Regions from separate parts of the Homo sapiens genome. Here region 2 is linked to region 1. Evidence: chromatin contacts called from ENCODE Hi-C or POLR2A ChIA-PET data. All regions are on one chromosome and are shown on one strand. The core of a region is the stretch at or near the end of the contact, and the rest is flanking DNA. Distances in the headings are between cores, read along the strand shown. Region 1 has its middle 87 kb from the start of RANBP6. Region 2 has its middle 61 kb from the start of IL33.

What was found. A loop is a pair of places that touch in the nucleus more often than their neighbours do. ChIA-PET counts read pairs that join two places held with the same protein, here RNA polymerase II (POLR2A). Pooled maps may share reads with other maps.
Region 2: a map of heart left ventricle shows a loop between it and region 1 (2.8-fold over the local background). The contact joins two enhancer-like sites. A Hi-C loop is called at or near these places in 6 of 168 maps with a recorded cell type or tissue (PC-3, heart left ventricle, heart right ventricle and 3 more), 2 of 37 single-sample maps with no recorded cell type and 1 of 50 pooled maps. POLR2A ChIA-PET finds 5 or more read pairs at or near these places in 1 of 52 experiments (activated CD4-positive, alpha-beta T cell).

What each region holds. Positions count from the first base shown.
Region 1 is chr9:6,098,848-6,105,969 of GRCh38, reverse strand. No RefSeq gene overlaps it. Among named protein-coding and RNA genes, the nearest start is that of RANBP6, 87 kb to the right of the region's middle. Within about 2 kb of position 3,274, at least 2 of the 41 ENCODE cell types and tissues checked have a DNase peak (open chromatin) inside an H3K27ac peak, as active enhancers do; they include PC-3, where a contact is called at or near this core.
Region 2 is chr9:6,151,215-6,157,619 of GRCh38, reverse strand. No RefSeq gene overlaps it. Among named protein-coding and RNA genes, the nearest start is that of IL33, 61 kb to the left of the region's middle. RefSeq lists an enhancer at 3,735-4,934. Within about 2 kb of position 4,084, at least 3 of the 41 ENCODE cell types and tissues checked have a DNase peak (open chromatin) inside an H3K27ac peak, as active enhancers do; they include PC-3, where a contact is called at or near this core.

The sequences.
Region 1 (7,122 bases), core at 2,025-4,524:
ACACCAATGATGATCAAAGGCAGGAAATGGAGGCATAAAGGGCTAGGGCTAAAAACCAACTTTTATGAAGTACTTGCTCTGTTCCAGGTGCTATCTCATGTATCTTTTCTAGCAACCCAACATTGTAGGGATTGATATTCCCATCTCACAGATGAGCACAGTGGGACTTACAGGGATTAAATAACTTGTTCTGGGGTGTGGAATAAGCGTCAGAGCAGAGCCAGGATTCAAAACCAGCCCTGATACCTTCAAATTTTCTTATCTTTTTGATTTTTTATTTATTTTATTTTTTTTTAGAAAACACTACCTTGCATCCATAGGACCCATGAGCATAAAGGAAGGACATATGACTGCTTGCCTGTCAATTCTGGGAATGAAGTGAAATGCTGTGAACAGTTACATATTTGCTGCCTGTATTAGTCAGGGTTCTCTAGAGGGACAGAACTAATGGAATATATATATATATATATATATATAAAGGGGAGTTTATTAAGTATTAACTCATGCAGTCACAAGGTCCAACAATAGGCCATCTGTAGGCTGAGGAGAAAGGAGAGCCAGTCCCAGTTCCAAATCTGAAGAACTTGGAGTCTGATGTTTGAGGGCAGGAAGCATCCAGCATGGGAGAAAGATATAGCCTTGGGGGAGCTAGGTCAGTTTCTCTTTCCATATTTTTCTGCCTGCTTATATTCTAGCCACGCTGGCAGCTGATTAGATGGTGCCCACCCAGATTAAGGGTGGGTCTGCCTTTCCCAGCCCACCGACACAAACGTTAATCTCCTTTGGCAAAACCCTCACAGACACACTCAGGATCAATACTTTGTATCCTTCAATCCATTCAAGTTGACACTCAGTATTAACTACAACAGGCCCACACCTTGTCAACTTGAACCCTTACACATCTCCTGAGATCATACATAATCTTCAAATAAAGACAATAATAAAGTCATAATTATGCCTAACATAATACAACTATCCTTCATACAACCAGAAACACCCCAATCCCCAAACCAAATACTATTACATAAAGTTAATACTTAAATGCTGATGTGAAGTCAATAAATCTATGTCACATGATGAAGGAGAAAGGAAATAAAATGAATTTTTTTTTAGTACAAATGTATACTTGCACAAACATGTTTTTAACAAAAGAAGGAGGAAATACTCATGACAATTACAGTCCTCGTTTCTGCAGCTGGTCACGTGGTCATAGCTGATATTGATGACTACCTTCTTCTACTACCCATTCTGTATTCCCTTTGCCTTCAGCAAGCACCTCAACAGGTTGTGTTTTTTTTTACCTGGTGGAGTGACTCAAACCTTCATTCCTGAAGGGTCTGGATCATTTGTAGTCCTGCCTGGGTTAGGCTGTTGTAATTTCCCATGCTGTGTGGAATACCATGACAGTGGATAAGGCATTCCGTGAGTTCACAGATGATAGTCTTGGCAGAAGCATTGCATGCAGAATAGGCAAACCCATATCTAGAGTAAGTGTCTATTCCAGTGATGACAAACCTCTGCCCTTTCCATGATGGAAGACCTTAATCACAGGGAATGGTAATACTAAGAGATGCCCTAATGATCTCCTGTATTTCATGCATACTCTTCCTTACCTCCATTGTGAAGTAGGAGACTGATTTCATCTTGATAGCCTGGGTCAATCATCCCAGCCAACACTATAACTCCCTTCTTAGCCTGTTGACTTAAAGGTAGGAGGAGTCCAAAGTGTCCAGGTGGCAATCTTAACTTCCAGTTTAATGGAATCATTGTTTTGTCTCCTGGTGGCAGAGTTTCTCCCTCTGGAACTAAGACCTCTAGGCCAGCAGAACGTAATGTTGTGGGAACAGAAAGCTAAAATGTTGCTAGTGACTCACTAAGGGTGATCGTGAGTGGTGTCACACTTCCACACCTTGATTCCTGGACCCGTGAATCCTGGCTATGGGAGAAACAGTACCATATATTGGGCATTGATTCAGAGGATACACAGCCTTTTGGAGAACTTTGCCCTAGCCCTGCAAAGTATTGTCACCTAGTTGGCCTTGTAATTGTGACTTCAAAAGGCTTTCCCACCATTCTATCAATCCAGCTGCTTCAGGATGATGGGGAACATGGTAGGATTAGTGACTTCCATGAGCATGAGACCACTGCTGCACTTCTTTAGCCAAAAAGTGAGTGCCTTGGTCAGAGGCAATGCTATGTGGAATACCATGATGGTGGATAAGGCATTCCATGAGTCCACGGATGGTAGTCTCAGCAGAAGCATTGCATGCAAGATAGGAAATCCTATATCCAGAGTAAGTGTCTATGTCAGTGAGGACAAACCTTTGTCCTTTCCATGATGTAAGAGGTCCAATATAATCAACCTGCCACCAGGTAGCTGGCTGATCACCCCAAGGAATGGTGCCATATCGAGGGCTCGGTGTTGGTCTCTGCTGCTGGCAAATTGGGCACTCAATAGTGGCCATAGCCAGGGCAGCCTTAGGGAGTGGAATGTTGCTGAGCCCATGCATAATCTCCTTCCCTGCCACCACGGCCACTTTTTTCATGGGCCCATTGGGCGATGGTGGAGTGGCTGGGGAAAGAGGCTGAGTGGTGTCCACAGAATGGGTCATCTTATCCTCTTGATTATTAAAATCCTCCTTTGCTGAGGTCACCTGTTGGTAAGCACTCAGATGGGATACAAATATCTTCACAGTTTTTGACCACTCAAAGAGGTCCATCCACATACCTCTTCCCCAGATGTCTTCGTCACCAATTTTCCAATCATGCTGCTTCCAAGTCCCTGACCATCCAGCCAAACCATTGGCTATGGTCCATGAATCAGTATATAATCACATACCTGGCCATTTCTTCTTCCATGCAAAGTGCAAAACCAGGTGCACTGCTGGAAATTCTGCCCACTGGGAAGATTTCCCTTCACTGCTGTCCTTCAGAGATGTCCTAGAAAGGGGCTGTAATGCTGCAGCTGTCCACTTTTGGGTGGTGCCTGCATATTGTGCAGAACCATGTGTGAACCAGGCCCTAGTCTTCTCTTCCTCTGTCAACTGATCATAGGCAACTCCCCCTGAGGCTATTGGCACAGGCTCAGGGAGAGAAGGTAGGGTGGCAGGAAAGGAGACCGTGGGCATTTGAGTCACTTCCTCATGTAACTTATTTGTGCCTTTAGGACATGCTCAAGCCTGATCATGTATTTACCACTTTCATTTGATGATGGAATGCTGCTGTGCATGACCCACTTTATGACTAGATGAGTCAGAAAGCACCCAGTTCATGAGGCAGTTTAGGATGCATGGTAACTTGATGACCCATAGTCTAACGTTCGGTTTCCACCAAAGCCCAGTAATAGGCCAAGAGCTGTCTCTCAAAAGGAGAGTAGTTATCTGCAGAAGATGGCAGGGCCTTGCTCCAAAATCCTAGAGGCCTCCACTGTGACTCACCTATGGGAGCCTGCCAAAGGCTCCAAACAACATCCCTATCTGCGAGTGACACCTCAAGTACCATCTGATCTGCTGGGTCATATGGCCCAAGTGGCAGAGCAGCTTGCACAGCAGACAGGACCTGTTGCAGAGCCTTCTCCTGGACCCCACTCAAAACTGGCAGCCTTTCAGGTCACTTGACAAATGGCCTGGAGTAACACACCCAAAGGAGGAATGTGTTGCCTCCAAAATCCAATGAGACCCACTAGGCTTTGTACCTCTTTCTTGGTTGTAGGAGGGGCCAAATGCAGCAACTTATCCTTCACCTTAGAAGGAATATCTCAACAGGCTCCACACCACTGGACCCCTAGAAATTTTGCCGAGGTAGAAGGTCCCTGAAAGTCAGATTTATTTCCCATCCTCTGGCACGCAAATGTCTCACCAATGATTCCAGTGTGTTTGCTACTTCTTACTCACTGGATCTAGTCAGCATGTCATCAATGTAATGGACCAGTGTGATATCTTGTGGAAGCAAAAAGCGATCAAGATGTCTCCAGGTAAGATTATGACACAAAGCCAGAGAGTTGATACACCCCTGAGGTAGGACAGTAAAGGTATATTGCTGACCTTGCCAGTGGAAGGCAAACTGGCCTTATGAACAGGAATGGAGAAAAAGGCATTTGCCACATCAATGGCTGCATACCAGGTACCAGGAGATGTGTTAATTTGCTTAAGCAATGAAACCACATCTGGTACAACAGCTGCAATTGGAGTCACCACTTGGTTAAGCTTAAGATAATCCACTGTCATTCTCCAAGATCTATCTGTCTTCTGTACAGGCCAAATGGGAGAGTTGACCAGGGATGTGGTGGGAATCACCACCTCTGCATCTTTCAAGTCCGTGATGGTGGCACTAATCTCCACAATCCCTCCAGGGATGTGATATTGTTTTTGATTTACTATTTTTCTAGGTAGAGGCAGGTCTAATGGCTTCCATTTGACCTTTTGCCCTATAATAGCTCTCACCCTACTAGTCAGGGAGCCAATGTGGGGGTTCTGCCAGCTGCTAAGTATGTCTATGCCAATTATGCATTCTGGCACTAGGGAAATGACCACAGGATGAGTCCAGGAGCCCACTGGACCCACTACAAGTCAGACCTGAGCTAAAACTTCATTAATTACCTGACCTCTATTAGCCCCTACTTTAACTGGAGGATCACAATGACGTTTTGGGTCCCCTGGAATCAACGTCAGCTCAGAGCCAGTGTCCAGTAGTCCATGAAATATCTGATTATTTCCCTTTCCCCAGTGCACAGTTACCCTGGAAAAAGGCCAGAGGTCTCCTTGGGGAAGGATGGGAGAAAGATTTACTGCATAAATTGTCAGTAATGTAGTGGGGTCCTTCCTCAAGGGGACATGGCCTCCCCTTCATTCAAGGGGTTATGGGTCTATAAACTGACTTAAGTCTGGAAATTGATTGAGGGGCCATGATTCTCTGTTTTTATAATTCAAATTCAAATAAGTCTTTTGTCCATTTGACCTCGAAGTTTTCTGCTTATATAAATTAAGTATGAATGCAGTAGGCTTCCTATCAATTTCACTTCCAGGAACACCGTGATTTATTAGCCAACGCCAGAGCTCTACACCAGTCAGACTATTCTGATTGCCCCTTTGTTTCTGCTGTCCATTATGGTAGCTACACCCAACTTGCCTTTGACGGTTGGGTGCTGCCACTTGGCCCCTGCCACCTTGGGATCCAATTATTCCCATTGTATTTAAATTTTGTAGTTGAGCGACTATGGTTCCCACTGTTAGATCTGACATACAGAGAAGAGCAATTACAGGGTTCTTTAAAGATGTAGGTGCTGCCCTCACAAATCTATTTCACAAGGCATTTGTCAGGGGTATATCTTCTGGACCCTCCCAGCTGGGATGAGTAGGTCTAAAGTGACTAATCCACTCTACCATCCCAATCTCCCTAAGCCTTTGGATCCCTTCCTCTACATTAAACCCAGGGAGATCAGGCTTTTCCAGCTTATTCACAGTGGGCCATCTTTTTATCCATATTTCAGCTAACCAAGCAAAGAAATTATTAGAACCTTTTTTAACTCCCTGAGCTGCAACATTAAATGCAGAGTCCCTACTTAGTGGGCCCAAATCAATAAATTCATCCTGATCCAACACTATGTTCTTTCCACCATTATTTCACACCCTTAATATCCATTCCTATGCCTGTTCTCCAGATTTCTGTTTATGTAAATTAGAAAACTCAAGCAGTTCTTTTTGAGTGTAGGGCACCTCCTCATGGGTCACAATCTCAACCTCACCTTTAGGGGCCCCCCAGGACTTTAGTCTAGTTATAGGTCTAGAAGCAAAACAGGGGCGTTAGTAGTGACTACTGAGGAGAATCAACATTATCTTGCCAGGCAACTGCCCATCAGGGGAGGCCATCACTGTTGCCTCAGGCAAGGCAGGGTTTATCTCCTCAGACAAAGGTGTAAAGGCTTATGGCAGCATAGGATGGGGAGGGGATGTTGCCACTACTGGGGATGGGGAAGCTGTTTCTTCTGGCAAAAAAGGTTCATCAGAGTTTACTAACTCAGTGTCCCCAGCTTCATCAGAGTCCTCCCAACATCCCCATTCCAAGTTGCAGGCTCCCATTCTTTTCCAATCAATGCCCTCATTTTAACAATAGACACATGGTGAGGCTGTGCATGCACCTTTCATTGCAGGTCAGCCACTTGCATGATAAGAGCTTGTCTCTGTTTTTCCACAATTTCAACTCTTTCTCTACAGGAGATAAGACTCTCACTCAGGGCAATCTTAGCAGATTTGAGTCTCAGTATCAGCTTCTGAAGCCAGAAGACAGAATCCCTGAGTTCATAATTTTCTTTCATCACTTTGTCCACTGAACTTGGGAGCAACCAACCAGCTTCATTATGTTCCTTGGTTCTCCACATATGGTCAAAGGTATTACTTATAGAGTCACTAAACTCCTTGCCTCTCATGAGTAATGAATCAGAAGTGCCAAATGCATTTATTTTGCATAACTCTCTACAGTTCACATCAAGGACTATCAGTGTTCTCTATACTATTAGAAGTAGAGTCCTTAGCATTTTGGGGTCTAATCATATTAAGCAGCCAACTCCAGAAAACCCCAAAACCATGAAAGAACTCCATTCCTAATATTCAATATTTTCCTGCCTGCTTATATTCTAGCCACGCTGGAAGCTGATTAGATTGTGCCCACCCAAATTAAAGGTGGGTCTGCCTTTCCCAGCCCACTGACTCAAATGTTAATCTCCTTTGGCAACACCCTCACAGACACACCCAGGATCAATACTTTGTAGTCTTCAATCCAATCAAGTTGACACTCAGTATTAACCCATCACTCTGCCTACATGAGTGAAAGTCCAATTGTTCTATTTATCACATTAGTTTCCTTTCTCCTCTTTTCCGCTCACAGCCTGCAATCAGGACATCAGGCTCCAGACCATAAAGTCCCTCTGAATACCTAAGAGCAATCAAATACCTGTATAGTGAGAGTGATCCATCTTTTTGTAGTTTTTTAGTACTTCTGTAATGCTGCTTAGCATATGAAGAAGGCCTCTGTAAGGGAAGCTGTGCTGAGAAAAAAATAAAGAAATATAGATTTGGACATAGATATTGACATAGATAAACATTTCTCTGACAAATTTTGGAGAGG
Region 2 (6,405 bases), core at 2,835-5,334, 51 kb before region 1:
TTGCACTGAATCTGAAGATCTCTTTCTGTAGTATTGACATTTTAACAATATTTTCTTCTAATGCACAAACATGAAATTTGTTTCAATTTCTTTATGTCTTAATTTCTTTCAGCAATGTTTTGTCGGTTTTATTGTTCAAGTCTTTTACTTATTTAGTTAATTCCTAAGTATTTTATTCATTTTGATGCTATTACAAACAGAATTTTAATAATTTCTTTTTCATATTGTTCATTTTTAGTGTATAGAAATAAAACTAATTTTTGTGTGTCGATTTTGTATCCTGCTACTTCGTTGAATTTATTTATTAGTTCCAACAGTTTTTTGTAGAATCTTTAGGGTTTTCTACATATAAAATTATATCATCTACAAACAGAGAGAATTTTACTTCTTTCTTTCCGATTTGGATACCTTTTATCTCTTCTACTTTCCTTATTTCTCTGGCTAGAACTTCTAGTACTATGTTGAATAGAAGCAGACAAAGCAGACATCTTTCCTTGTTCCTGATCTTGGAAGAAAAGCTTTCAGTCTTTCACCATTGAGTGGAAAGCTGCCATGAAAATTTTATAAATGCCCTTTATCATGTTGAGGAACTTCCCTTCTATTCCTAGTTTGTTGAGTGTTTTTATCATAAAAGGGTATAGAATTTTATCATATGCTTTTTCTGTATCAATTGAGATGATCACGTGGTTGTTTCTATTCACTGTGTAATGTGGTATATTTTGTTAATCCGTTTTCATATGTTGAATCATCCTTGCATTACAGGAATAAATACCACTTGGTAATGGTGTATATGGTATTTAGTCCTGTTAATATGGTGCTGAATCAGTTTTGTTAATATTTTGTCAAGGATTTTTCCATTAATAGTCATAATGTTAAAAGGGTTAACATTGACATTAAATAGTCAAAATATTAAAAGGGTTTTTTAAATCCTTGACAAAATATCAGCAAAATGAATTTTATGACATAATGTTCTTTTCTTGTAGTGTCTTTGACTGGCTTTGGTATCAGAGTAATGCTGGCCTTATAGAATGAGTTAGGAAGGGTTCCCTCCACAATTTTTGGGGGATAGTTTGAGAAGGATTGGTATTCTTCTCTAAATGTTTGGTGGAATTCATCAGCAAAGTCATCAGGTTCAGGGCTTTTCCTTGTCAGAAGATTTTTCATTACTAATTAAATCTTTTTACTAGTCATAGGTCTATTCAGATTATTTATTTCTCCTTGATTTAGTCTTGGTAGGCTTTCTGTTTCAAGGAATTTGTCCATTTCATCTAGGTTATCCAATTTGTCAATACCCAATTGTTCATAGTACTCTCTTATAATCCTTCCTATTTCTGTAGAATTAGCAGTAATATCCCCACTTTTGTTTCTGATTTTAGTAATTTGAGTGTTCTCTCTTTTTTTCTTAATACAACTAACTAAACATTTGTCAATTTTCTTAATCTCGTCACAGAACTAACTCTTGGTTTTGTTGATTTTTCTCTTTATTTCTATTCTTTATTTTGTTACCTCTGCTCTAATATTTATTATTTCCTTCTTTCTGCTACCTTTGAGTTTAGTTTGTTCTTCTTCTTCTTTTCTTTCTTTTCTTTTCTTTTTTTTTTTTTTTCAACAAGATCTCACTCTGTCACCCAGGCTGGAGTGCAGTGGTGCAATCATAGCTCACTGCAGCCTTGACCTCCCAGGCTCAAGCAATTCCCCAACCTCAGCCCCCTGAGTACTGAGACCACAGGCATGTGCCGCCATGCCTAGATAATGTTTGTATTTTCTGTAGAGATTGGATTTCACTATGTTGCTCAGGCTGGTCTTGAACTCCTGGGCTCAAGTGATCTGCTTGCCTTAGCCTCCCAAAATGCTGGGACTACAGGCATGAGCCACCACACCCAGCCTGTTCTTCTTATTCTAAACTTGTAAAGTTAGGATGTTGATTTGACATTTTTCTTGTTTTTTAATGTAAACAGGTATAGCTATAAATTTCCACCCACAGACTACTTTTGCTTTGTCCCATAAGATTTAGCATGTTGTGTTTTCATTTTTATTTGTCTATAAGTATTTTCTAATTTCCCCTGTGATTTTTACTTTGGTTGTTTAAGAGTTTGTTGTTTAATTTCCACAAATTTATACATTCTCCATTTCACTTCGGTTATTGATTTCTAACTTTATGTCATTTGGTCAGAGAAGATACTTTGTATGATATCCATCTTTTAAAAATCTATTGAGACTTAATTTGTGGCCTAACATATGATGTATCCTGCAAAATGTCCCATGTGCACTTGAGAAAAGTTTGTATACTGTAGTTGTTGGAGAGAGGATTGTGTATATACCTGTTAGTCTGGTTGGTTTATTGCATTGTTTAAGTCTTCTGTTTCCTTGCTTATTTTCTGTCTGGTTGTTCTCACCATTATTGCGAGTTGGGTATTGAAGTCTCCAACTATTGTTATAGAACTATCTCTTTTTCCCTTTCATTCTGTAAGCTTTTGCTTTATGTGTTTTGATGGTCTGTCCTTAGATGGGTAAATGTTTATAATTGAATATCTTCTTGCTGTGTTGGGTCTTTTATTAATATATAATGTCCTTCTTTGTCCACTATAGCCCTGTAAGTTTATTTCGCCTGGGAGCAGTGGCTCATGCCTGTGCTCCTAGCATTTTGGGAGGCCGAAGCAGGTGGAACACTTGAGCCCAGGAGTTCTAGACTAGCCTGGACAACATGGTGAAATGCCATCTTTACAAAAAAATACAAAAGTTAGCGGGGCATGGTGACGCTTACCTGTAGTCTCAGCTACTTGGGAGGCTGAGGTAGGAGGATTGCTTGAGCCTAGGAGGTCAAGGCTACAGTGAGCCAAGATTGTGCCACTGCACTCCAACCTGGGTGACAGGGTGAGACCCTGTTAAAAAAAAAAGTCTATTTTGTCTGATATTATTATACCCACTCCTACTGTGTTTTGGTTACTATTGGCATGGAATATTTTTTCCATGCTTCCACTTTTAATCTGTTTATATCTTTGGATCTAAAGTAAGTCTTTTGTAAACAGTAAATAGTCAGACCATGTATGTATCCATTCTGCTAATCCCTGTCTTTTGATGGTAGAGTTTAATCCATTTGCATTTAAAGTATATACTGATAAGGAGAAACTTAATTTTTTTCATTTTGCTATTTGTTTTTTATGGCTTATAGCTTATTTGCCTCTCATTTCCTGCATTTATTGACTGTCTTCTTTCATGTTTAGTTGATTTTTTGCAGTGAAATTTTAAAATTTCTTTCCATTTCCTTTTGTGTACATTCTTTAGCTATTTCCTTTATGGTTTAATGGGGATTGCACTTAACATCCTAAAGTTATAATACTCTAATTTGAATTTATACCAGTTTAACTTCAATAACATACAAAACTCTGTTTCTTTACAATTCTGTCCCCACCTCTTTCCGTTGTTAATGTCATAAAATTACATCTTTTTATATTTCATGCCCCAAAACATAAAGTAATAATTTATTTACATACATTAGTCTCTTAAATTATCTAGAAGATTGGCCAGACATGGTGGCTTATGCCTGTAATCCCAGCACTTTGGGAGCCCAAGGTGGTTGGATCACCTGAGGTCGTGAGTTTGAGACCAGCCTGGCCAACAAGGTGAAACCCTGTCTCTACTAAAAATACAAAAATTAGCTGGGCATGGTGACGGGCACCTGTAATCTCAACTACTGGGGAGGCAGAGGCATGAGAATCTCTTGAACCCAGGAGACAGAGGTTGCAGTGAGCCGAGATTGCACCACTGCACTCCAGCCTGGGCAACAGCGCAAGATGCGATCTCAAAAAAAAAAAAAAAAGTAGAAAATAAAATGTGGGGTGATAACCTACAGTTCATATTTGGCAGTTTACTTTAAAAGTAAACAGGGCTTCTTAAATTAACCTATCTTGGGGCAGTCTTGTGATTCATGGCAACATCCTGTTCATGAGTAAAGAATCTTATCTGAGTTTCTCAAATTATTGACGTATAATGATTAATTTATAACCTACTGACATCAAAAAGGCTGCTGATTTGTTTCTGAATCATAATGTTTTGGTGATTTGTTTCTGAATCATGAAGTTTCACTGATTGTCTTGTGCATAGAATTTTAACCTGTATGTTGCCCTGTATGTCATACTTTGCAGCCAATCTTTGTGTTGTACCCTCCAATGAAAAAGGACAACTTCACTATGAGGAGCCCCTCTCCCTTCTCCTAAACTTACTTATAAAAGCCTTCCAACTTGTAACAGATTCTGGAACACTCCCAACTTTCTGATGTGTCTTCCCAGGTTGATCCTCACATTTGGCTTCCAATAAACCTTTATCAAATTATTTCTGCCTCAACAGCCTTAATTTCTGTCAATAGGAGTTACAAGCCAAAGTTAACAATAATACTAGCTTTTAGACTAATAGTTTTTAACGTATGAATCTCAAACCATGCAAAAAACAAAAAATGGAGTTACAAACCATTGTTACAATAATACTAGCTTCTATAATTGTCCATGTATTTACCTTCATTGAGATTTTTATTTCTTCATATAGCTTTGAGTTACTGTCTAGTGTTCTTACATTTCACCTTGCAAGACGTAAGCATTTCTTGCACGGCAGGTTTAGTAGTGAACTCACTCAGCTTTTGTTTATCTGGGAATATTTTAATTGCTTCCTCGCTTTTGAAGGAGAGTTTTGCAAGATAAAAGATTCTTGATTGACAGGTTTCTTTTTCTTTTCGCACTTTGAATTTATTAACCCACTGGCTTCTGTTTTCCAAAGTTTCTGATGAGAAATCTGATGATATTCTAATTGAGGATCTCTTGTAAGTGACAAATTGCTTCTCTCTTGCCACTTTCAAGATTCTGTTTTTGTCTTTGGTTTTCAAAAGTTTGATTATAATGTGTTTTTGGGTGAGTCTCTTTAAATTCTTCTTATTTGGAGTTTGTTGAGTTCTTGTATGTTTATGTTCAAGTCTGTCATCACATTTGTGAAGCTTTCAGCCATTATTTCTTAAAATATTCTCTCTACCCGCCTCTCTCTCTAATCTTCAGAGACTCCCAAAATGTATATGATGGTGTCCTACAGCTTATCTAGGTTTTATTTATTTTTCTTCGGCCTTTTTTCTATTCCTCAGACTCAGTGATTTCCATTGTTCTATCTTCACCTTTCACTATTTTTATCTTCTGGATGCTCAAGTATGTCTTTTAGTCCTTGTAGTGAATTTTTTATCTTGGTTTTATTTTTCCACTCCTTGCTTTCTTTTTGGTTTATTTTTAGGTTTTTCTGTATCATCATTGATTTTTCCATTTTGTTCATGTATCATATATTTTTTCTGGTCTTTCTTCACATCTTTCTTTAGAATATTGAGCATCTTTAAGACATCTGTTTAAAAGTCTTCATCTAGTATATCTGACATCATATCTTTTTCAGGGATGGTTTCTGTTGATTTATTTTTTTCTTTGAATAGACCATACTTTCCTGGTTTTTGTTTTTTTTTTTTGTATGTCTTGTGATTTTTTTTTGGTTGACATTGAAAACTGGACATTTGAATCTAAAAATGTGGTAAATCTGGAAATCAAGTTCTTCTCCTTTTCCAGAGTTTGCTAGATTTAGTCATTGTTTTTGTTTACTCTTTTTTATTGTTGTATGTCTGATATATATAAACTTAAGGTCCTTTCAGGTCTTTTCTGAGCCTGAGCCTTTCCCTGGGTATGCATGGTCACTTTCTAATTTCCCCCTCTATGAAGTTGTTTCTGAAAGTCCTAGTCTTTAACGTCTGGTTCCCAAAAGGGAATCAAAAATATTAAGGGGGAAAAATGGCCCTGGTCCTTTGAATCCCCTGGAAGTCATCTCAGATGGATGGGAGGGGCTTGCAAAAAGGGTAGAGGTGAAACAATAGCTGTTCACTTCTTTGTCTGTACCACTGTGATCAGAAGCAGTGATTGGCAATCCAAATACAGATCCCCAATATTTGGAGGACAGGATCCTTTTTGTTCATTCTGGCTGCTTCAAGCTGCTACAGGAACTCCCAAAAATGACCCCAGAAGCAAGACCTAAGATTTAAAAGAAAACAGAGCTATTGGAGACTGTGAAGGGAGATACTTTGAGGGACAAAGCTGACCAAAGGAGGATGGTAGAATAAAAACATGGAAGGAATATGGATGACATTATTAAACCAATGAATTATGTATACATGGAGAAACCCTATATTGGAACTTCTTGTGTAAAACAACTTTTCCCATTCTGAGAGAGAGAGAGAGAGCATGTGTGCATGATTCAAGAAAGAATAAAGTGTATCAAATTCTGTGGGGTGGTCAAGTAGGATAAGAATGGAAAAGAGTCCTTTAGTTTTGACTATAGGAAGTTCATTGATGATCATAGTAAGAGCAGGTCAGTCTTTCATGAGACTCGGCT